3 separate regions of the Mus musculus genome follow, and all the other regions are linked to region 2. The links are chromatin loops, found by intact Hi-C in ENCODE. Cell type or tissue: left cerebral cortex. All regions are shown on one strand. Region 1 holds the start of Trp73 (transformation related protein 73). Region 2 holds the start of A430005L14Rik (RIKEN cDNA A430005L14 gene). Region 3 holds the start of Lrrc47 (leucine rich repeat containing 47).

Region 1 (8,000 bases), 180 kb before region 2:
CTGCAGTGCACCTTTGAAGGGTCTGCTCATGTGCCCATCCCTGTGACCTCATTAGTTAGGCTTAGTGAATACTGGAACACGGCCTTCTAGAACCTTCTAGAACTTCCTAGAACCCTGTCCAAGTTGTTCCACTGCCATTGCAAATACCTCCCGCTCAGAAAAATCATGCTCGGGGCTGGTGAGATGGCTCAGTGGGTAAGAGCACCCAACTGTTCTTCTGAAGGTCCGGAGTTCAAATCCCAGCAACCACATGGTGGCTCACAACCATCTGTAACGAGATCTGACGCCCTCTTCTGGAGTGTCTGAAGACAGCTACAGTGTACTTACATATAACCAATAAATAAATCTTTAAAAAAAAAAAAAAAAGAAAAATCATGCTCAAAGACTGAGAACAATTTACTGTTTTGGTGGTGTTTGTTTGTTTTTCCACATCAAAAGTGTTTGGATTAAACTATTAGAGAGCATTACATTTTAAAAGAAAGCATATCTGGGGGCTGGAGAGATGCCTCAGCAGCCGAGAGCACTGACTGCTCTTCCTGATGACCCCGTTCAATTCCCAGCCCCCGTACTGCAGCTCACAGCTATCGGTAACTCTGAGACCTGACACCATCACACAGAAATGCATACAGATAAAACACCAATGCACATAAAATAAATAAATTACACATAAGAAAAGAAGGCAACCTTGAGTCTCATTGCATTTCCCCCTAAACCTGAAAGAAGGGTGCAAACACCTGGACTCCTTCCTAGTCACACTCCTGGAAACGTTTCCTAATTCTAACTCTGCTACAGAAACAGCGCCAGACCAGTTAGTTACACATGAGACACACTTATGTGAGTCTTATGTATATGTGGCATGTGCCTGCCTACACACATCATATATGTAAGTGGCACATGCCTGTTCAAGGCCCACAGACATGTAGCACCCATCTATACACTCTACTAATACATGGTGGTACAAACCTGCACAAGCCCCCGCCTGTACATGGCACACAGGATGAAGAGGGAGTCTGCAGACCACTCTATGTGCTGGATCTGGTCCAGGCATGTGTACAACTGAAGGATCTGAAGGGTCGTCACATCCCGGATCACTAATCGGTACTGGACACAGGAAGCCTAAAAAGTGAGGCAGACAGCACGGGATAGCATCTCTTCTACAGCAGGGAGCCTTGCCTCAATGGCCAGCTCCTCCCCTCCTGTTCGACACACTTAGCTTCATGTGGACCAAAACTTATGGGTCTCATTGCAAAATGAGTTAGAAAAAGATAAAAGGTGGAGCATTCAAAAGTTTAAAAGTTCCACACAGTATATATTAACCAAATTATCATACTCTAACCCACAAATTTGTACAAGTAAATTTTTTTAAAGATTTATTTATTATTATATAGTAAGTACACTGTAGCTGTCTTCAGATGCACCAGAAGAGGGCATCAGATCTCATTACGGGTGGTTGTGAGCCACCAAGTGGTTGCGGGGATTTGAACTCAGGACCTTTGGGTGAGCAGTCAGTGCTCTTACCCGCTGAGCCATCTGTACAAGTAAATTTAAAGATGGGGGTGGTGCACTCCTTTAATCCCAGCACTCAGAAGTCAGAGGTGGGCAGATCCCTGAGTTTGAGGCCAGCCTCCCTCTACTGAGTGAGTTCCAGGACAGCTGGGGCTACACAGAGAAACTGTCTCAAAAAGCCTGTGTGTGTGTGTGTGTGTGTGTGTGTGTGTGTATTTTTTTACTACTTGGGAGTGATGGTGCACACTTGTAATCACTGTACTAGGGAGGTGCTCAACTACTTTCTGAGTCTGAGGCCAGCTTTGCATATTATGCCATTGTCTAAAAGCCAAAAACTTGCACTTGCCTCAGAAACAGGTTTGGATGCACAGAAGCCACATAAAACTGTGTTAATCCTAAAAACTGTTTAAAATCCTAGTTTCTATGAGGAGGCAGAGGGGAGGCAGAGGGGAGGCTGAGGCAGGTACATGTGGGCCAGCTAGCCTGCTTTATGCAGTGAAGAGCAAGAGACCTTGTCTCAAACAAGGTGGAAGGTAAGGAATAACACTGGGGGTTGTCCTCTGCCCTCTACACGTGTGTTGTAGCATCTCTCTGTTTCTATCTCTGTCTCTCTGTCTCTGTCTCTGTCTCTCTCTCTCTCTCACTCACACACACACACACACACACACAGACTCTTTTTTTTTTAATGAAGCCACATTTGTCTTCTGTGGAAAGAGAGCAAGAGGGCAAGTGCAGATCAGAAGGAGGACCTATCAAAGGGCTTGTGTTCTCACATTAGAGTTTGGTGAGCAGTAACCTGTTACAATGGATTCCTTAGGAATCACTTAAGACACCAACACTGGAAACATGGACTCGCTCTGCTCAGGATTTAGGACAAAACTTGAAAGAAACAATTATTAAGAGCTCCACGATATTTTGATGAGCGGCAAGCACAAATATCAGCTAACCCAAATGCAACTTCTTTGCTGTTCACTGAGACTTTCAGAACCGTAAAGCAACCTTAGTCTCTGGAGGCACTTGGAAAAAGGTAAAATGTATCAATGTGTGCGAGGCTGATGGTCTCCTCCCACCTTTACGTGGGTTCCCGAGCCGGAGCTCAAGTCCTCGGGCTTGCATGGCAGTACCTTTCCCTGCTAAGCAGGTCCTACCCTGACACTTCCTACATTGTTAGGATGATGTGTATAAGGAGGGTAAAGGATGTCTCAAAAGCCTGGACAAACACAGCAGGGGTGTGAACTGAGAATCAAGACAGCCAGGCATGGTGGCATGCTCCGTTAATCCCAGCACTCAGGAGACAAGGGGCAGATCTTTGAGTTCAAGGCCAACCTGGTCAGAGCTACAGAGAAACCCTGTCAATCAGTCAATCAATCAATCAATGGTATCAGTCAGTTAAAAAGAGAATGATAGATTAATCAAAGAAAACTTGTTAAAAATTAGGATTGCATTTGTATGTGAGAAGGGTCAGGCACTAGTTACGGCTTATGTGGAGGCCAGAGGACAACATGCAGGAGACAGTTCTCTCCTTCCATTAAGTGGGTCCTAGAGCTGGGACTCAGGTCATCAGGTTTGGTGGCAGGTACCGTTACTAGCCAAGCTACCCGACTGGCACGGAACCACAGTTTTTTAAAATAAGACTTGAGTTTTCCCTGATGGCTTCCTAACGTCAGCCTTCTACAAATGCACAATGGTCATGTTGGCGTACCTTGAAACACCCATCTGAACACTATTCTGCCACCCAAAGAATAGACAGCTAACATCCAACCCTGGCAATGAAAGCTAGTTATTTAAACCATTTGCTTATGACGAGTTTCACAAAGGAGGGCCCCGTTTAACCAGCTCGCTCACAGAAAACATACAAAATAGCAATGAGCTGCCATCCCCTGTGCCCTCAAATGTGTGAAAGCAGAGTCATCTTATCCAACTTTGATGAAGGGAAACTGGAGCCGGGAGCCTGGCACCCACCCAGCCCTGGCCACCTGCTCCAAGACCTCCTTCCTAACCCTGACCACCTGCCAGAATAGCAACCCCAACTCCATCCCCACTCTGCTCCACGTCCTCTTTCTCCACCCTGGTCACCTGCCAGGATCCCCCAGCCTGGCTGGCCTGGATCCCTCTTCGGCTTCAGGTTCGTTCTCTCTAATCATCTGGTTCTCCCTCATCTGGGCTGAAACCCCTCTGCCTGCCTCCCTCTCCCACCTCCCACCCCGCCCCCTAAGTCCAGCCTGAGTCCCCGCGGCCGCCCGGCTCGGGCCCCCTTCCCGCCCCCCTTCGGCCCGCCCCGGCCCCGTGCACAAGTCGCGCGCCCACACTTAGGTTCCGCCCAGCGCGCCGCAGCTCACCAGGTACTTGCCGTCCGGGGAGAACCTGCAGAGCAGGCCCGAGAGCTTGAATGACTCCGAGAAGTTCATGGCCACGGCCAGCCCGGGCCAGCCCGGCTCCGAAGTACCTCCCGCAACCGCCCCAGGCAGCGGCCGGAAGTACAGGGGCGGAAGCGAGCAGCAGCCAATGGGAGCCTCAAGCGGCCGCGCGGCATTGTGGGGCGGGAAGTCCGAGTTTGAGTCTTAAAGGGGCTGAGCGCCTTTGCGCTATAGCGGATCTCCCTGCAAATCCCGAAACGGAAGGCTGAATTCTGACTTCAGATAAATCACAAAATAAATATGTTCCCAAAAGTTACCCGGGGCATACTTAGACTAAAAGACTCCCTTATCTGAAATTCAGGTTGTAACTAGACCTCTGTACTTGTGAACATACATTTATTTACATGTAAATGCGTATTTATGTGTAAGTATATAGTCGTATTTCGATACACCTCTTTAGTAGATAACAAATTTTTTGTTACAGGAGCTGAGAGTGCGGTTCTATTGGCAAAATGATTGCTTAGCATATATGAAACCCAGGTTTTGGTCCGCAGCATCGCATAAACCCCGCACGATGGTTTGCATTAAAAAAAAAAAAAAAATCCTACACCTGAAACCAGAGACGCAGATGTTCAGGGCATCCTTCGCTACCTATAGAGTTGGAGGCTATGCAGGGCTGCGTGAGACCCTTTCTCAAACAGAACAAAGCAAAGTATTTTCCACGTATAAGTATAAATATAGGTTTGCTTTGAGGTTTTCCTGAGAGCGACCACCTGCAGCGTGACCTCGTGACGTTCAAGTGCTTCTCAGGTCTGTGGCGGAACGAATTCGAAGGCATGTGGATCTCGTGGGTCGCCTCACCTTTTTGGAGGTTCTAGTTAGAGTGTGGACTTGATTCAGAGGTGTGGCTCGGTACCCGGGACGGCAGCCTCGGTGGGCACGTAGAATACAGCACCAACTGGACTTCAGACCAGGATCGCTCCCCAAAGCGCTCTGCTCCCTCCCTCGCGCAGCACCCCGCGTCCTGTGCCCCACAAGGCTCCCCATTCCGGTGTCATTCGGGAGGTTGGATGTTCCTGTCTGCACCCAAAGCTTCAGAGGATCACTTAAGGCTCAGCCACTGCCTTTGGAGCTAAGTTCCGAATTCTGAAAGACCGGAATCTAGTATTGCTCGGTCCAGCTCATAGCTCCCAGTCTCTTCCGCACCGCTGCATCTAATTTCCACGAATGAATGAATGAATGAATGAATGAATGAATGAATGGCGGTGCTTGCACCATTCGGAGAGGATCTGCAGAGTGCGCGGCCAGCGTCCTGGCATTTTCTGTTCCCAACCAGTCCCAAACTCTTGCTTGGTATTCATCTTTGTCTCTAATCTGCAGCTCGCAAATAATTACTCCTCGTAGCTATTGGCCTAACACCAGGTCAGGCTTTCGAGTTCGAGAGAGATTCGGTCTGCTCCAACCCACCTCCCTTGCAACGCCACTAGCTGCACTAAAGCGACTTCCAGGGCATGTGGGAACACCTTGGGCAAGGACCACTCTGCAGTGCCACTAAGGGGTCCCACAAGGACCCAACTCCTTCTGTGCGCCAGACTACGGGTCTGCGTGGTAGATGAGGGCACCGGAGACCGCTCACTTGCCCAGAGGGGAGATGGCGGGTGGTGAAGAAGACTTCTTGAGCCAGAGAAGAGTCCCCTGACTAACTCCGAGCCGCTCTATGTGCACAGTTTGTGGGCATCCGTTGGGCATCGCCTAGCACACCAATCCAAGGAAAGACTCTGATACCCTGGGCTAGGAAACCCGGACTGCAGGCCGTGGCCCCCGGGGTGTGTAGGTATCAGGAGGCGCAACTTCTGGCTGGACTTTGAAGAGTCCAACCCAGAGGGTCTGCGCTCGACCCTCTTTCCAGGCGGGCTGTGGTCTCTGCCAGGCAAATCGAGGGGGGCTTCGAGCCGTTCTCAGAGACGGAACCCCGCTGGTGCTGGCCGAACGACAACGGTTCTCCTCCGGGGCTTTCAATGTTCAGTTTCAGTCGGTCCTCTCGGTTTTCTCAGGCCGGGGCGAGCCCTGGAAGAGGCGCAGCCACCCCGCTGAGGGCACTCCTGAGCCCCTGGGTTGCAGGCTTAGGACAGTAAGGGCAGCGAGGGGGATCGGGGTAGATGGGCATCTGGGGAGAAGGCGGAGGAGAGAGTCAGAGGGAGTACAGGGCGTCGGGCGCCCTGTGTCCACCCCCTCGGCGCCTGCGCACCCTTCCTGGCGCCCTGAGCCCCGCCAAAGGTCGCGGTCCGGTCCCGCTTCGACCAAGACTCCGGCTACCAGCTTGCGGGCCCCGCGGAGGAGGAGACCCCGCTGGGGCTAGCTGGGCGACGCGCGCCAAGCGGCGGCGGGAAGGAGGCGGGAGGAGCGGGGCCCAGACCCCGACTCGGGCAGAGCCAGCTGGGGAGGCGGGGCGCGCGTGGGAGCCAGGGGCCCGGGTGGCCGGCCCTCCTCCCGCCACGGCTGAGTGCCCGCGCTGCCTTCCCGCCGGTCCGCCAAGAAAGGCGCTAAGCCTGCGGCAGTCCCCTCGCCGCCGCCTCCCTGCTCCGCACCCTTATAACCCGCCGTCCCGCATCCAGGCGAGGAGGCAACGCTGCAGCCCAGCCCTCGCCGACGCCGACGCCCGGCCCGGAGCAGGTAGGCAGCTCTGGGACCCGAGCTAGGGCCAGGTATTTCGCACGAGGCTCCGAGGCTGGAGTTCGGGTGTGCGGCTGCCCGGGTGCTAGCCGAGTGAACGGCCCCAGGGACTCCGCGTCAGTGGCAGGAGGGGCCGGCCGGAGTGAGGCTAGGAGTAGAAGCAGTTGGCACCTCGGCAACCCATGGACCTGCCTCCTGCCCACACTGTCCACTACAGGTGGCAAGGAGTCGCCATACCCGGAGATTCTGGGGCTCGGGTCTGGTAATAGGGGAAGTTGGGAGGTGCGTGGGTATCCTACCTCACAAGGAATGCAAATCCCCACCTCTGTAAGGCAGAAGGCCTTTCAGGTCCCGCTATGGAAGCAGACTAAGAGAGAGGAAAGCCAACTAGAGCCCAACCTCTATGCTGGTCCCAAGGTGTGGGGTCCTGGTGGGTTACTGCTGTTCTGTGATGAGTTTACTGTGGTGCCTCACCAGCCTCCCTAGTCTTCCAGGTAGAGAACCCGGGCAGCCCACACTCTCTCCTGCTCCACTGGGCAGCTGTCACCTTCTCACTCTTGAGAGATGAGAACATCTGTAGGCACCTATCCACATACACACCCGTATGTGTGCGTGGGCGGGGGCGGGGGGGTGGTGGTGTCAGGAAAAAAGCTCTGACTTCTGAGCCCCAAGACACTTGGTTCCCTGTATGTGCTGAGGTCTGTTAATTAATTAAGTGGGCACTTGGGACCTGGGTCGTAACAATATTTGGGGGAAGGTTGTTGTTGTTTTTCTTCATTTAAAAGTTAAATTGTGTCTGTGTGAGTCGTGCACGGGTCAGAGGACATCTTTAGGAGTCGATTCCCATTTTCCATTTTATCAGTCTCAAAGATTTACTCAAGTGGCCAGGATAGGCAGCAAGCACCTCTACCTGCTGAGCTCCACTGCCTCGGATTGGTTTTCGTGGTCGTTGTTTGTGTTGCTGTTTAGCTCTAGAAAAAAAACTCAACAGAGACAAAATGTATCCTGAATCCTTGGTGTGTTGCAAACGCTGTCCCGGCCCCCCACCCGCCCCCATCCTTTGATTTATTCAATAAAAATGTAAAACATTACTTTGTGAACAAAAGATAAGTATTTAACATTTTCTCATCCATGACTGTATAGATTGTGTATGCAGTTTTGAAAATCAGGTAATCGGTTTCAAAGGTGTTGCATACCCACTAACTAGTCTTGAGCTACTGGCGGGCCTATGGGAGCCTGCCTATCAAGCACAGGTAACTAACGACAGGATGCTGAGCAATGTTGTCCTTCTAGCGATGGCTCTGTGGAACAGGCAGGGCTTGCCCATTCTGATGGCCACCCTGTGTGACAACATTCTGGATTAGAAGTCAGATGCTGAGTTCAAATACTCTCTGTGCCCTGGGACCTTGAGCAAGTTACTTAAATCCTCAGAACCTCAGTTTACCCATCTTCGAAATGGAGTCA
Region 2 (8,000 bases):
TTTCCACTGCCCAGCCCCCTGTGCCAGCATGGTGCGCCTGGGCGTCTGTGCCAGCCAGTGACACTGATGTCCACCTTGTTCTCAGAGCGTGTTCTCTGAAAGATGCCATACAGAATCTTGACACCGGCTGCAAGGCGCCCGCAGCTCTACCCCTCAGCGTCATCCTCGTCATCTTTGGCTCTGAAGTGCATTTTTCTGAATTCTCTTCTGCTCATGGAAGGATAAGATGAAGAGGCTGGTGGCAGATCCTTAGAGGGGAAGAAAGCATGACTTCAGTCTTAAGTGAGATTGCCAGGGCATCCACATTCATACTTGGCCAGTCCGCTCCGGCTCTGCAAAGCAGGCCTGTTACAGACCCAGGAAATCTGTCTAGGCACAGGTCCCTTGGTAAGAAAGATGCTATACTCCAAACAAGAGATGACAACAGACATGGTCACATGTTCATGAAATCATAGATCTGAATTCCTAACCTTGTGTGAGGTCCAAGACACAGAGGGGGGGCTGAAGCCAGGGACGCTACCTTCTCAGCCTTTCCATCTGAGCTGCTTCCCAGCTTGTGAGCCTGTGTGTGTGTGTATGTGTGTATGTGGGTTACACACCATAGTTCATTTTTTCCCCTTGCATTAACATGATCAATTATGTTCACCTTGGTTTCGTGTACCATGGGTACACAATAGAGTGGGAGCAGGGAGCTGCAGTCTGGTGCCCAGGCACTGCAGGAGAGGCAGGAGGAGGCAACACTCACCTGCATAAGCTCGACATTCCCGAAGAAGCGACTCACAGGCATGGGCTGGTTGCTGTCATCATCTAGAAAGATGCTGCTGTCCATCTGAAGCACGGATGCCCGCACCTCCTCTGTCCTGGGCACAGGCTCTGCCTGTCCGGCAGAGCTGTCATCGGGCTCCTGGGCTGCAGCGGCACTGCTGGGTTCTGTGGACAGGCCATTCTCAGCCTTTACTGAGGGTTCCTCACTCGCAGGCGTGGAGCAGCCCTGAGGCGGCTCTCTGCTCTCTGGTACAGAGACAGCAGCCTCAGCACTGTCCTCCGCAAACTTATTTTCACAAGGAGCCACGGGGGCCACTTTTGGCAAAGAAGAAATGTCACTCTTAGGGTCAAGTTTTTGTAATTCTGCCTTCACAAGGTGACCTTTGTCATACTTGAACTTTTTGGAAGTTCGTCTGTCCGTAGCTTTGTGTGATGAGGAAGCCTGCCAAGAAAGAAAAATGTAAGAGAAAATCAGACCCATTAGCAGAGGCACAGGGCTCACAGTCCCAGAGGCTCCCATTCCTCCGCCAGAGACACCCGTGCCTAAGCCACTGGTCCCAGTCTGTTCTGCTGCTAAGGGGCAGAGCAGATCAGAGGCCAAGGAGGACTCCAGAGCACCGCTCCAGCAAGCTGCTTTCCCAGGCCTTGCTTTCCTAAAGTGCATGGTTGCTTACTTTAAAATCATCATAGGAACAAGCAAGAAAGCTTAGAGCATGAAGGTGCCTGCCGCCAAACTCATAAGCACCAACATAGGGATGAGGTTCCCCGACTAGGCAGCTGCAGTGGGACGTGCAGCAGACCATGAGTCCGTGCCTTGTGCCTGACTATTCCCTCTGCTTCAGGAGTGAAGCGGGTAAAAGACTCACACAGCTGGGCAAAGCCGTGCCTTAGTGCCTGGGTCACTAGCACACTTACACACACACACACGTATGGTGCACAAAGGTCAGAAGATCAGCTGTATGGCAAAGCACACGCCTCTGTGACAACAGTGACAGCACTGCCACAGCCTCTGGAACGTCTCCCAAGCTATACATAGCAGCAGCTTCTATTTCATACAACACATCTTAGAGTGACAACTTTAGCCTTGGTGTTCTTGGTAATGAGGCTCACCAGACATGTTGTTTTAGCAGATGTGGAGCTGGTAACGTCCCTGGCAGAGGCCAAGCTGGCTGAAGAGTAACTCCGGGCCCGAAGGCGTGCTGAGGACCGCACTCCACCTGTAAGCTAGACAAGAGTAAAGCTCAGAGAGCATGCTTATGGCGGAATGCCAGCCCAGAGCTGTTGTGGGTCCTCCACTTGGTGCCTGAGCTACCCATGGTCCTTCACCTACAAGCAAAGACGGCTATGCCCCAAGCTGGTTTGACCCAACTGTCCACTTAGGCACAGGGTTGAGCATCAGACGACTCAGTGGAAAAGGGAGCTGGTCACAAGGACTGAAAGGGTGTGCTCAGCTGCTAGGACCCAAACAGTGCAAGGAAAGAACTGTAAGCTGTCCTCTGACCTCCATGTGTGCTGTGGTACGTATGTTTCCAAGACCCAGCAGAACTGAGTGGACACACAAACTCATACCAATGTGTTCCAAATAAGGGTACACATTCTTTCTTGGAAGGCTCTCAAACTCTGTTTTGTTTTGGTTTTTTGGGACAGGGTTTCTCTGTATAGCCCTGGCACTCACTCTGTAGACCAGGCTGGCCTCAAATTCAGAAATCTTCCTGTCTCCGCCTCCCAAGTGCTGGGATTAAAGGCATGTGCCACCACTGCCTGACGGCTCTCAAATTATCTGGTGTCAAAGCCCATGACAATAGTAACACAAACACAAACACCAGCTCCTGCACTCATATCTCTACCCTACCCTAGTCCCAGGTCTTACATGATGATGATGTTGTTGCTGTTCTGGGATAACCTACTATGTGCTAGGCAGACTCTACTGCTGTGCTAAGGGCCTCGCCCACCTTTATTTACGTTTTATTTTTAGTATGGGGTCTTATGTGTCCCAGGCTGGCCTCTTATCTTGCTGTGAAGCTAATGAGAACCTTGCCCTCCTGAAACTGCCCGTGTTTCCCAAGTGCTGGGATTACAAATGTGAGCTTCACACCTGGCTTACGCTGCTCTGCTCGGGAGTTTCATGCACTCCCAGCCCCACCTCTGCCTGCCTGCCTGTCTTTTTCTTTTTTGTCAATTTCATTAAGTTACTCTGCTAGGTCTTGAATATAAAATACATCTGTCTTAGCCTCCCGAGTGCTGGGGTCACAGCCTGTTGCCATCACACACAACTGTGTCACATATCTTATTGCCCCAGCTGACCTAGAACTTCCTAGGTAGCCTAGGCTGGCCTTAACTCACACACCAGCACACATACATGTAAGGGACAACCAGAAAGTAGAAAAAGCAGAAAAAAGTATTTGAAGACAGAATGGTTGAAAGCCTCCTGTTCGTTGAAAACAATAACCTGTGACTGGGAAGTTTGTGACACAGGAGGGAGAGGATAATAAACACATGGCCAGGCCACCTCCCGGGGCAGTTCTCATCCTGGAGGTACCAGTAAAAAACAACTGCTTATTCTGCAGAAACAGTATGTGAACCACGGTGAGATCACTACCTGCACGAAACAAAATGCCAGCTAAGAAAATCCATACCCAGAAAACCTGTCCTCTAAGATGAAGGTGAGAATAAAGGAATTTCCAGATGCAAATGGGTGTGTGTGTGGAGGGGGGAGGGGGTGTTGCTTTAGAACCACCGGGAGTTCTAGCTGAAGCTAAGGACCCAATCAGTAATCCAGGTACAAAGGGCACCCTCGACCCCCAAGGAAAGTCCCTAACATAAAATTATCTTAAACATACTTCTCTGAACAGGCAAAAGAGGCACGTGCTAGCAACAGGCAGGAACAAACAAAGGGGGAGGGTCCGAGGGGCCCTTGCTGGCCTGAGGAAGTGGCTGCAAAGGGTAAAGTAAGGATTGCAAGGCTGCACTGTCAACAGACAGCTAACGGAAAGTGGGAGAGAACCTCACAAGAGTTAGACCCTTCTGTGTCTCACTGGAACCGAGGCGCGCAAAGAAGTAAAAAACACAGCGGGGAACTATTAAACCTTAATAAAGTCTCCTTATGCAAGGGAGGGGCAGCAACCATGACCACTGACACGGGGAACAGTTATTGTCAGCCTCGCTACACACAAACGTCTGCGCAACGCAAGAGGCAGGGACGTCAGCCTGGACTTTGGCTAGCGGTGCAGGGCAGACACACTTCAGGCTAAGGGACTCACTGTCCCTGCCATGCTCGTTCGGCCAGAGACCCTTTGCAGCCGGGGTTTAGGTCCCAGTCACCCTAGCTCCCGTCCCACTGCCCGCCCTCAGCCCAGGTTACACACGACACAGGGGCTTGGCTGAGCTCGCTCGGCTGCAGCACGCCCATCTGTGGGCAGTGCGAGAGGCCAGGAAGCCCGGGCAGTAGCCCGCACGGCCGAGGGCAAAGCTCGGGTCCCGGTGGCCCTCACCCCGGGGAGCGAGCCTGGAGCCCCGCGCCTGGGGCGGGTGGAGGTGCCTGGAGTGCGGGTTCCCCTCCCAGGGGCGGGGCTCGAGGCGCCCGCCCCCCGCCGGCTCCCCTGGGAGAGTGCGGCTCGGCGGCGCGCACCCCGCCTGCGGGGGCCCCTCACCTTCCTGCTCCTCATGAGTGAGCGCCCCGGCCTAACGCTCCTCCGCCAAGTCTCAATCGCGCGGCTCTGAGCGCGCGCGCGGCGTCTGATGTCATCGCCACGTCACCAATCAGGGGCCGGCGTCTCCAGGTCACGTGCTCTCCGCGTGCAGAGCGGGCAGCGCGCGCCTCCCCGACGGACGGCGAGCCGCGGGCGGAGCGCCGGAAGCTGGGCAAGGTTCCCGCCACGCTGGGAAAGGGACGTCTCCTTCGCGCGGAGGCCCGCCCGTTTTGGCCGCCATGTTTGGGAAGGGCACATCCCTGGGACCCCCGTCGCCGCCATGTTTGAGAAGGGCGGCTGCCTTGCTGCAGGCCTGTGCTCTCGGGTCTCAGGCCACCTTCAGCTCGGGTTCCCCTTCACCCCGAGGGAGGCGTTAGACCGGCCTAGCTCTGCCATCTGCCGGCACCTCACAGTCCACGTGTGAACTCTATGGTGGGAAGAGAGAGGAGACTCTTGCTACGTATCCTCTGACAATTACTGACACTCCCGAGTTACTCCCCATCTCAATAAATATAATAACAAATTGTTAGCATTCTGTCTAAACTCCACCCACAATATGCTCCTCCCCACAGTTAACTGGCCTGACCCACTTTTATAGGGGCTGCTTGTCCCCTCCTCCCTCTCTTAGTCTTGCTTCCCTCTTGCTTCTCTTCCTTGCTCTTGCTCTCCCCTTCCCCATTCCCTTCCCTTTCCACTCTCTCCAAGTGCTCATAGCCATGGCTGGCCTCTACTTCTCTACTCTCTCCCTCTCTCTGCCTTTCTCTGCCTCAATTACCCTCTTAACTCCTGTCTACCTTGAATAAACTCTATTCTATACTATACCATCGTGTGGCTGCTCCCTCAGGAGGAAGGGATGCCTCAGCATGGGCCCGCTGAGACATTCCCTTCCTCTAAACCTCACCACACCCCTATAGGACATATTCTTTCTGTCTTTATCTTTTTATAAACACATCAATAATAATGATGATAAATATTATAATTAGCTTCAAATACACATGAAACCTTTGGCCTCAGCCTCTGGTCCTGCTGGACAGCCTGGACAGGTAACCCTGGTCGCAGAACTCACAAAATGAACCAGACAGACATCACTGTTTTGACATCTTAAGGGTGAGACCAGAGAGTAAACTGCTCTAGGGTTTGGTTTCCCTTACATCCTGGAAGTCCTTGTCCTCTGCTCTGCCTGACCAGCTCTCTCCAAGCCCACTCCTCTCTCTCTCCAAGCCTGCTCCTCTCTCCAAGCCCACTCCTCTCTTCAGTGCAATAAAAAGGAGACAAGCATGTAAAGATACCGTCTGCACTGCAGAGCTGCACAGGCTCCTCTGTCTTTAGAAAAGCCCCTCTAAGTATTACAGATGGATGGATCAGGCTGCTGGGAGATTAGGCTTTGGGCAGGGAGCCAAGCACCTTGCCGCTTCAGCATGCTGGTGCCCTCTGCTCACCTTCCTGGTTGGTGTTCCCTCCTCCTCAGCCTCATGCATCTTTACCGTTACTTCTCACGACACTTGGAAGGGGACTGGCAGATGTGTGACTGGCAGGAAATCCATTGGAAAGGAAATTAATATAATCGCAGCCAGCCATTAAAAACCAGCATGCGCCGTGACACAAGGAACCTGCCAGGTCGTCACTGTGGTTAATTCTAAGCAAGGACAGTGATTTCTCTCTGTTGTTCAGTGTGCTCAGGAGCAGCCAGTTCCTGCTTCTATCGGGTTTTGGGGTTGGTGTCTGTCAGGAGACGTACTGCTTCACGGCTAACACCCCCAAAGCCTCATGGCCTTGGTTTGCTTTGATTCTATTTAAAATTTACCTTATTTTACTTTACTGTTAAGTGTGTTTTGCCTGCATCTGTGTTTGCACCACGTTTGTGCCTGAAGTTCTTGGAGGTCATAAGATGGCTCTGGGTTCCCTGGGATTGGAGTTATGGATGTGTGCTAGCCACATGTGGGTGCTGGGAACCGAATCCATGTTCTCTGCAATAGAAACGAGTAGGAACAAGTTCTCCCACTGAACATGGCTATACTGTCTTGTTTCCTCGCTCGCAGATAGGATGAGAATGATGTTCCTCAGTTGCTTCCCTGGGTGATCCTGACTTTGTACTCCTATCAGGCACATCTAGCCAGCACTCTGGACTGGAGAGCTCATCTGGACCACCTTCCCTCTGGCCTGGTCACTGAAGATGTATGCCAGGATGGATCTCTGCCCAGGAGCTGGCTGGAGCTCTTCTGATTCCCTCATTGCTTCCAGAATCAAGACCAATATTAAGGATGAGGCCTTTGAGGTCCTGTCAGGCACCCACAGTAGGCCCTGGGTGGGGCCTTGCTGACTCTACGAGGGACTCTCCCTTGCTGCCTGCCATGTCTTCTTAAGGCAGGATGCAAAGGCAGAGGGGAGTACGGGGACATTAGAAGGAAGAGGAGCCCCTTGGAGTCTGAAGCCTCTTGACAGCGAGAAAGGGAACCCAGTACTGCACACATTTCCTGTGATAGCTGGTGACAGTGTAATGGTTTGTATATGCTCAGCCCAGAGAGTGGCACTATTAGGAGGTGTGGTCCTGTTGGAGTAGGTGTGTCACTGTGAGAGTGGGCTTTGAGACCTTCATCTTAGCTGCCTGGAAGACAGCATACTGATAGCTGCTTTAGGAACAAGAGGTGGAACTCTTAGCTCCTCCTGCACCCTGCCTGCCTGGACACTGCCATGCTCCTCCCTGGATGATAATGGACTGAACCTCTGACCTGTAAGCCAGCCCCAATTAAATGTTGTCCTTATAAGAGTTACCTTGGTCATGGTGTGTTTTCACAGCAGTAAAACCCTAACTAAGACACACAGATTTAATGTTCCCTTCGTATATGATACCTTGTGTTAAATTATCAATAAATCAAGCTGAAGGCCTGGGTTTGCATGACCTTAGGAAGGGTTTTATTCCTTTTCCTGTTTTTGTATGTTTGCTGTTTGTTTGTTTTTCGAGACAGGGTTTCTCTGTGTAGCCCTGGTTGTCCTGGAACTCACTCTGTAGACCAGGCTGGTCTTGAACTCAGAAATCTGCCTGCCTCTGCCTCCCAAGTGCTGGGATTAAAGGCGTGTACCACCACTGCCTGGCTTGTTTGTTTGTTTGTTTGTTTGTTTTTGATTTGGTAGAGTCTATGAAGTCAATTTAATTTGTTTACAGTAAAGACAGTCTACTACTCTGCTTATCTCTGACCTAGAGTTTTACCGTATTAATAAGTCTCATCAGAGGCCCCTCGGGAACCACCTCTAATCTTACTTCAGTTCCCTAGGAACTCCTTAAAGACAATAGCTACAAACCCTATCATGCCAGGCCTGTATATAATTATTAAAAGATAATGAGACTCTCAGAGAAGTTTGCCCGATTCTCTCTCTAATCCTGGTTCTTTCTCTCCACTTTTGAACTTAAAATCTATATCTAAAATGTCTTTTTTAATACATATCAATTCTGATTCATACTGGCTTGCTGTGAAATATTTTTCTGCTTCAAAGTCAAAGATAAGTTTTGCCTTAGTCAAGGGGGGTAGACAAGCATAGGGAATAGCT
Region 3 (8,000 bases), 54 kb before region 2:
ACAGGCTCCCCAAATGGTGTCCAGCTATCGCTTCAATGTAATGACAAAAAAGAGCGATACCAACAAACCCTGTCCCCACACCAAGCATGACATCACCAGGGGTACATGGCCCCATTGCTGTCTTTCATAAGATGAGGGTGGACTGGAAAGAGGTAGTAGTGTTCATACCACACACACAATGCCCAGGGGTCTGTGGGAAAGAGCTCCCTGCCGCTAGACAAATGTGCTGCTTTCAACGCAGTGGAAGGGTGTGCAGCCCTATAACCATAAACATCCCTTTCTCAGGTGGTGGGGACTCTGGTCTGCTTTATTTTTTGCTCTTATATCGAGCACCGCTCTGGAGGAACCAGGGAGAGGTCTACAGCGACCACAGGTGACACCTCTGCTCTCAGACACAATCTGTGGCAGTTGAGTCCTAGGAACCTGGGTGTGGAACGAGGATGGCCGTACAGGCCTGACTGCTATGACACACGTCTCTCTGGATGGTGCAGCTGCTCAGCCTCTACCTCTGAAGCAAGTGAGAAGGAATCAAGCCATCAGGCTACTTGGTGTGGAGAAGACACAGGACACAGGGGCTCTGTCCATACCACCAAGGTATAGCAGGAATTCAGGAGGCAGAGGACAACTATAAAAGCTAAAGGAGAAAAGCATGAAAAGGAGGGACCCGGCCCTTGTGGGGAAGAGGCCAGATAACAGCAATGCCTGATAGGTGAATGCAAGGCAGGTTACCCTGCAGGGGAGTCACCAGGAGCAAGCTCATCAGGTGTCTCGGTGTGCTGACTCTCACTGCGACCTGCCACATAAAGTTGGACTGGCATTTTCTATGGTGCAGTCATCAGCCTCAGATGAGTCTGGGTCTCAGATCTGTACCCCATGCCACGCCCAACACCAGGTCTTCACAGATCCACTTCCACTGGAGGCAGAGCCTACCCTTTCAGGACCTATCTGGTTCCCAAGTAACTACTCTGAGGACCACTGTGACATTATCAGGAACCAAGTAAGGGGGGGCGGTGTCTGAGCCAGACTAGCAAACTTTCTTCCCAACCCTGTGAGGTCACCAGCCCAGAGGACCTAGCTCTCCAAAAGCATGACCGATGACATGGGCCTTATTTGACAGTAGGTCTGCAACAGCCTGTCTGTAATTCTGTGGATTCTGAGCTTCTGTACTCCCTTGAAGGACTTCTGTGAAAATGCCCTCCCTTGACTACAGTGGGATCAAAACACACTTGTCAAACACTGGGTTGAATGACATGCTTCTGCTCCCACTGTTAAGATGCAATCTACTGAAGACCTGGGGGAGAAATACGCAGAAGGGGGCAGCGGTGGGGCTGAGCCTCAGAAAGAGCCCTTAGGGAGGGGATCTTCCAGGGATACCATCTGACAAGGGCGGGTCAGAGCAGGAAGCAACAATCCCAATGCCAGTTGAGCATCTCCCTGGGGCCCTGTGAGGACAGCAGCAAAGGTGAAGAGTGAGTCGAAGAGAGGCAGGTGGGTCTTGCCACACAGAGACACAGGGTGAAGCGTCCTGGTGAGAAAGGTGATGCTTGCCCATGTTTACCCAGCCCTCAGTGCCTAGAGCGGCAACCTTGTCATGGGAGTGGGGCCAGGGTCCAAGGTGTGATGGGCAAGCACAGACGTGAAGCCTTTTGGGCCCTCCGGGGGGAGGGGGGGAGAGGCAATACCACCAAAAGGTGAAGCAGGGCGGATGTGCCAGCCTCCTCCCAGTGCCCACGGGACTGCTGTGCTTGGCCGGCTGTATGCCTTGCAGGGTATATACGCTCAACACCTTACATCAGAACTTCCAGGAGAACACAAACCCCAGCCAGTACAGTGACAACCAGGGCTGCCTCTGCTGGGAAAGGGATCACAGCATGGTGGTGAGGGCCAAGTGAGACACATGCAAGGGGCTTCAGTCTCAGAAACCACAGCACGTCAATGGCTGATACAAAGACATGCACCATATTGAACAGTCATCAGCCTTCTGGCAAACCAATATATCTACTACATAGGAAGGCAGAACAGTGTACAGCCTGTGTCATACCCAAGCCATGGGGACACCTGTAACATAGAGGGCCAAGGTACCTCAGGGAGTATCATCTTGTAGACTCGCTGGCCTATCTCTCCACACCCCCACCCCGAGAAAGCAAGAGCGAGAGCGAGGAGGGAGGGACAGGTGTCTTAATTAAACACACACACACACACACACACACACACACACACACGAATACTAGCAAGGTGAGCTCTGATCTCTCAAGAGCAAATTTCCTTGCCAATCCATCATTAGGAAAGGGCTGCATAAACTCAAGGATGAGAAGACACACAGGCTGGCGCTACCAAGAATACAAAGGGTAGGGGGTGTGATGGAGGGGGTGTGGTAGGGGAACTGACATGGCCAGATGACAGGACTGGACTGTGGAGATCCTAGAGTGGAGTCAGGTCAGGTTGTGGCTTTGCATCTTCTGCCTTCTCACCCCTCACTCAACACACAATGAGCACCTGGTGGGCGTCAGGCACAACGGGAGCCTGGGACCACAAAGAAGCCAATCTCTTACACAAGGCAGCCCCGAAGAAAACTCTAGGTGTGCTGTTGGCTTTGGGTAAGCACTTCGGCTCTCTATAAAACGGAAGCCATGATCCCGCCCACTGAAGGCTGTTGTTATGCGTGATTTTGTGCCTTGTCTGGACGCTCCGCCATTTGGAAACCCAATCAGTTACGCACACGCACACACGCGCGCCACACCTGGCTCTCTGCTCTTGAATTTCTTCCCACATGAGAAGTCTAACATTGATAGCAACTTTTAAACTGCCACACGTCCAGAGACCTCTGAGCTCGCAGGTCTGAGAACTGAGAGGAGACGGACCGGTTGCGGGGGCAAAGACATCCTCCAAGGAGGGACAGCAGGGCGCGCGTCTCCCTCCCCTCGGGTCCCACTGACCTTGAGCGAGGCAAGATGCGCGATGTCTGGGCTGAGCTCCCGCAGGCAGTTGTCGGCAGCTGCCAGCTCACTGAGCAGGGGCAGAGCTCCTGGCCGGAAGAGCTCGGGGGGAAAGGCGTCCAGGCGGTTGCCGGTGAGATTGAGGCTCTGCAGGCGAGGGGCGCAGCGCGCCAGGTCGGCGGGCAGCTCGCGCAGGCGGTTGCCGCTGAGGTTGAGGCTCTGCAGCTGCGGTAGTCCGGGGGGCTCGGCGGGGCCCAGGCCCTCGCCGGGCGGCAGCGTCTCCAACGCGTTGCCGGACAGGTCGAGGACGCGCAGCGCGGGCAGCGGCCCCAGCTCGGGGCTCAGGCCCGGCCCCAGCGCGTTGCGCCGCAGCACCAGGCTGTGCAGCTGCGGGAGGCCCTGCGCGAGGCCGGGCCCCGGCGCGCGCAGGCTGCCGCAGCCGCTCACCTCCAGGTAGTGCAGCAGCGGCAGCGTGAAGAGCCGCGGCGGAAGCCGCCCGCCCGCCGCCTTCACCCGCTCCTCCAGCCCGGGCCCGGTCAGCAGCAGCTCGCGCCGCCGCTCGCGCTCGGCCAGCTCCAGCTCCGGCCAGGCCTCGGACACGGCCATCGCCGCCGCCGCCATCGCGCCGCCCGTGCGCCGCTTCCGGAGTGCGGCGCCACACTTCCGGCGGGAGCCGGAAATGACCATAGAGAGAACACGCGCTCGCCAGAGAGTCTGGACGCAAGGGGTTTGTGGGACGGGTGTGTGGGGCGGCTCTGTTTTTAGCCTCAGCTTCACACTGGCTGTGTAGTGTGGCTGCGTGGAGTCCCACAGGTTAGGTGGTCACCTTTCCCACCCCCCAGATACCAACTAAAGACACGATTATTCTGGGGTTGTAGCTTAGTTAGTAGAGCGCTTGTTTGGCATACATGAAGCTCTGTTTGATTCCCAGCACAGTGTAAATGGGGCATGGTGGTGCACACACCTGTCATCCCAAGCGCTCAGCTGGTCGAGGGTTAAGGTTAAGGAAGGAATTCACTAGCCGGGCAGTGGTGCCTTTAATCCCAGCACTTGGGAGGCAGAGGCAAGTGGATTTCTGAGGCCAGCCTGGTCTACAGAGTGAGTTCCAGGACAGCCAGGGCTATACTGAGAAGCCCTGTCTCGAAAAACAAAACAAAACAAAACACAAACAAAGGAGCTTGACTTTATAGCAAGTTTGAGGTCAACCTGGGCGACTGAGACCATATTTAAAAAATAATAAAACAGGCAACAAGAAAGATTTAATTAATATGGTATACTGGAACAAGGGGGAAAAAAAGATAAAGGGCTCCAGAGCGCCCCCGTCCCCAGGTTTGTCTTCAAGGTACATAAGCCTTGGGACAGGCAACAAGAGGTAGTCCAGTTGGTAGAAACATGTCAGCCTAAGGCTCAATCCCCAGTACTGGGGGTTGGAGCAGTCCCGGGCCAGGGTGTGATCCAACCACCTTATGTTTTGGTTTTGTAAGGTAGTCGCAGAGGTTGAAGTTGTTTTATCTTCGGTCTTCCTTAGAAGACAGAGCTAACACGTTTCCATAGGTACTAATTAATGCTCCAGGATGAGGCCCTGTGGTTAGAAGTAATGGGCCAGGACAAACTCACTGCATTGCAACTGGAATGCACTTGGCATTAAGATAGTATAGAAGGCAGGCACATCTGTGGAGCCTGGATTATGATTAATAATCTTATTTGTGGCTTGCTAGGAACTATGCAGGAAAACCCAGCCAGGGTGACTGGGGGCAGGAGACACTTGTGGTGCTTATGGCTCAGGATGGCTGCAGTTATGTAGAGCATAACCCATGCAAATAGGAAGGCCCCACACACCATCACGGGTCTTTAAAAGAGAAGCAGGAGAGAAGGGAGCAGAAAGATGAACAGTGACAGCTTCAGACTGGAGTTGCTACAGAGACAGCCACAGAGATTTGGAAAAGACAAGCAAATGGATTCTCCGCCAGGAAGGAATGGACCTCATGCGTGTCTTAGCCTACGAAGACCTGTACCAGACCTCGGCGCAACAGGACTGTAAGGTGAAGCCTTTGTGGTGTGGGAAGCCAGTGGGAACTAACTTGCCAAGGCAGCATTGGGAAGTGCTGTTGTATATTCAGAAGCAATTATACTCTCCCCATCTTGGGTTTTAGACTGGGCTGAAGGTGTGGTGTTTGCTCTTTTACTAACTGTTCCTGAAGTGAACTGAGTGTAAGAGGTCTCTGGAAGACACGACGTCTTTGTTGACTTTACCTTGAAAGTCTCCCCCCACCCCTTTTTGGTCAGAGCCCTCTATGTGATCTTTGGTCAGAGCTCTTCCAGTACTTGTAGCTTGAGAAGACACAAGGTGTTGTGTGAATTCATTCTCCGGGATGAATTCGGTGTTCTGTACATACCTAAGCATCTTTCAGCTTCTTGGCAGTAAACAACTTATTCTGGCAGAACTGTGAAATGCGGCCCTTGCCCAGCAGCTGGAGAAACCCAGGATTCAGTTATCTTACTGAGTGAATTCTCCGTTCTGCTCATGGATAATAAGCTCATTTTAAACACTATTTTAGAGACCTGCTCTCCCAAGCCTTTCTCTCTCCTCAGCAAAAGCAAGGGCAGAACTACTCTTACCAATGACCACCCCCTTTCCAGGTAGGGCTGCATGTAGCCCAAGCTAGCCTGTAATTCACTTATCGCCAAATGATGCCTTGGACCCTGAGATCCCTAACATGCTGGGAGATCATCAATCCTAGGGTTTTGTGCACACCGGGAAGGCAAGCTGCCAGTTGAGCCCCATCTCCAGCCCTATAATTGCTTTTTAATTACAACTGTGAGTTGCGCATAGGGGTGCTTGCCTTTAATTCCAGCACTGGGCGGCAGAGGTGGGTGGATCTCTGAGTTCAGGGCCAGTGTGGTTTACACCATGAGCTCCACGACAGCCAGGGCTGCATAGTTAGATCTGCAGGGCTGGAGAGACGGCTTAGTGGTTAAGAAGAGCGCTTGTTGCTCTTGCGGTGGACCTGGGTTCAACTCCCAGTGCTTACATGGTACCTCCTAACCACCTATAACTCCAGTCCCAGAGGATCTGATGCCCTCTTCTGACCTCCAGGGGCACCAGGCACACATGTGGTGCAAAGCACACATATAAAGAATATAATAAAAAAAAAGTGTATGTAGAAACTGTGGTGGCAACTCTGAAATTTTGGTTTCTTAAAAAAAAACACACACACACACACATAGAGAAATAGTATTAAGAATATGGTTTTGTTCCAGTCCCAGGTGTGGGGACATGGGGCTGCTTCAGATTGTCTGCAGCAGCTGACTATCATTTGCCTCGTGATCTAGCAGAGGTGTGGTTTTGCCAGCTGCAGATAGTTTCTGCGATTGTGTGACATTTGGAATTCTGGGGACTTTTCAGAGGGTGTATAAATGCTAGGGGCCTGGAGAAAATGGGGTGAGTGGTTGCTGGTCATTCAAGGGGGCTGGCTGCAGTTTGTTAGGAGTCATGCTCAAAGAAGAAACAAGAAAGAGATTAGACTCAGGGCTCTCTCTCTCTCTCTCCTCTCTCTCTCTCTCTCTCAAACACACACATCCTTCTATCCACTCTCTCCTATCTAGTGAAGGAAACGAGACTGGGGGGATAAAGGGCGAAAAGAGGACAAGCCCACAACGTAGCAAAGCCAGGCTAAAGATGGGTAATAAAAGTGACATGACACTGAACGCTCTTTACTGTATTAGTGTACTCAAGGCAAATTAGCACATAAACCCTCAAACAGCAACAATAAAAATATATTATTCTATACCTGAAATAAAGACAAATAGAAAACTATGTTAAAACATTAAAAAGTTGCAAATTTTCATTAAAGGTATTTACATCTGTATTCTAGTATTAGATATGACACAATTCTTTTAAATTAAATAGAATCTTTTATGAAAATAATATAAATAAATATTAAATATCCACACTGTAGCATACGTGAAGCTCTGAGGAGTGTTCCACTTAGATATTGTGAGTGGCTGGGGGTGCGCAGCTCCTTCCCTGAATCAAGCAGTGAGGTGGAGCTTGGTGGCTGCCAGTACTGCCAGTCACCTCTGCAGAAACTCATGATTCTGTAATAGGCAAAACACGAGAGCTAAAAACGAAGGATTCTTTTTTGTACTGTTTTAATTTTGAGCCAGAGTCTCACTCTGTAGCCCAGGCTTCCTTTGAACCTCTGGTGAGCTTCTAACTTCAGCCTCCCAAGTGCTCGGAGTACAGGTGTGAGCCACCAGGTCAGGCTAAAAATGAAGGGCTTTACAGTATCTCAAGGTTACAACACACAGAAGCCTTTCCAGGCATCACCCTCTGTTCTGGTTCTGAGGTTTGCTTTGCATTATTGTCTGTACTTAAGGCAGGCAGAAGACAATGGCAGCACCTCTGGCCTGAAGGACCACCTTATTATCCCTTGGCGCCCTGCCCGTGCTTTGCTCTTAGTCATGCCCACTCTCTGACCGGCTCCTCCTCCCCACAGATCCTGTTCCACTTGACTCTAAGTCAAGCACAGTAGAAGCTGTTTACCAAAAGCAGGGCTGAGTCCCTGGGGTTGATACTCAGGGTGCTTGCTGCTCGGGCACATGGACACTTTTATGGATTCTGTTTCACATGGTTGGGAATTTTAAAGAAATATGCCCTAATTTTATAATACTTATTTTCTCAATCCTACACATGTCAAAGGGACAGCAGGAAAACCTCAGGAAGTAGGAACAGTGCAGGCCCTGAGTGGGCCCATCCTTCAGTGACAGGAGGAACGAGGACATGGGTGTTTCCAGGCGGGTGAGCTGCTGACAGCTGTGTCCTGAGGTCTGTCACTGTTCAGTGAAGCACTTGTGAGTGGGCACTATGAAGGACTTGGGAATATGGGTTCAGTTATGTCACAGGACGTGACAGAACTGATTCGGAGGCTCTGGGCCAGCAAGGTGTGTACGACTTGTCTTTGTGGGCTAGGCAGATGTGGAAGGTGTTCATTTTGTCATAAAGAAAACTGAGGCTTGCAGGTGGGCTGTGGTCAGGCGTGCATAGGATAACCAGGGAACATC

Evidence for each region. Peaks named below come from ENCODE experiments on the same cell type or tissue, not always from the same donor. Only the 100,000 strongest peaks of a DNase experiment are listed, where the experiment ranks them.
Region 1: it touches region 2 in a loop (2.1-fold over the local background); 4 of 42 quality-filtered maps call a loop at or near these places.
Region 3: it touches region 2 in a loop (2.5-fold over the local background); 5 of 42 quality-filtered maps call a loop at or near these places.

What each region holds. Positions count from the first base shown.
Region 1 is chr4:154,138,359-154,146,358 of GRCm38, reverse strand. Trp73 (transformation related protein 73) reads left to right here and starts at 6,484. Exons shown (of 14, transcript NM_011642.4): 1 at 6,484-6,536. Wrap73 (WD repeat containing, antisense to Trp73) reads right to left here and starts at 3,987. Exons shown (of 12, transcript NM_021499.2): 1 at 3,846-3,987; 2 at 964-1,116. The coding sequence starts at 3,914. In left cerebral cortex, CTCF peaks have their summits at 1,406 (motif pointing right) and 3,988; DNase peaks (open chromatin) are centred at 3,439, 4,037 and 4,801; H3K4me3 peaks cover 2,250 bases; H3K27ac peaks cover 615 bases.
Region 2 is chr4:153,953,738-153,961,737 of GRCm38, reverse strand. It overlaps A430005L14Rik (RIKEN cDNA A430005L14 gene), which reads right to left and starts at 4,501. Exons shown (of 4, transcript NM_175287.4): 1 at 4,416-4,501; 2 at 1,876-1,989; 3 at 746-1,207; 4 at 1-248. The coding sequence starts at 4,430. The coding sequence ends at 147. In left cerebral cortex, a CTCF peak has its summit at 4,802 (motif pointing left); DNase peaks (open chromatin) are centred at 1,939, 4,065 and 4,594; H3K4me3 peaks cover 1,542 bases; H3K27ac peaks cover 1,091 bases.
Region 3 is chr4:154,007,373-154,015,372 of GRCm38, reverse strand. Lrrc47 (leucine rich repeat containing 47) reads right to left here and starts at 3,570. Exons shown (of 7, transcript NM_201226.1): 1 at 2,937-3,570. The coding sequence starts at 3,557. It overlaps Gm31566 (a long non-coding RNA gene), which reads left to right and starts at 4,112. Exons shown (of 8, transcript XR_391010.4): 1 at 4,112-4,978. It also overlaps a transcript of Cep104 not described here. In left cerebral cortex, a CTCF peak has its summit at 3,649; DNase peaks (open chromatin) are centred at 2,792, 3,662, 7,021 and 7,311; H3K4me3 peaks cover 2,285 bases; H3K27ac peaks cover 2,080 bases.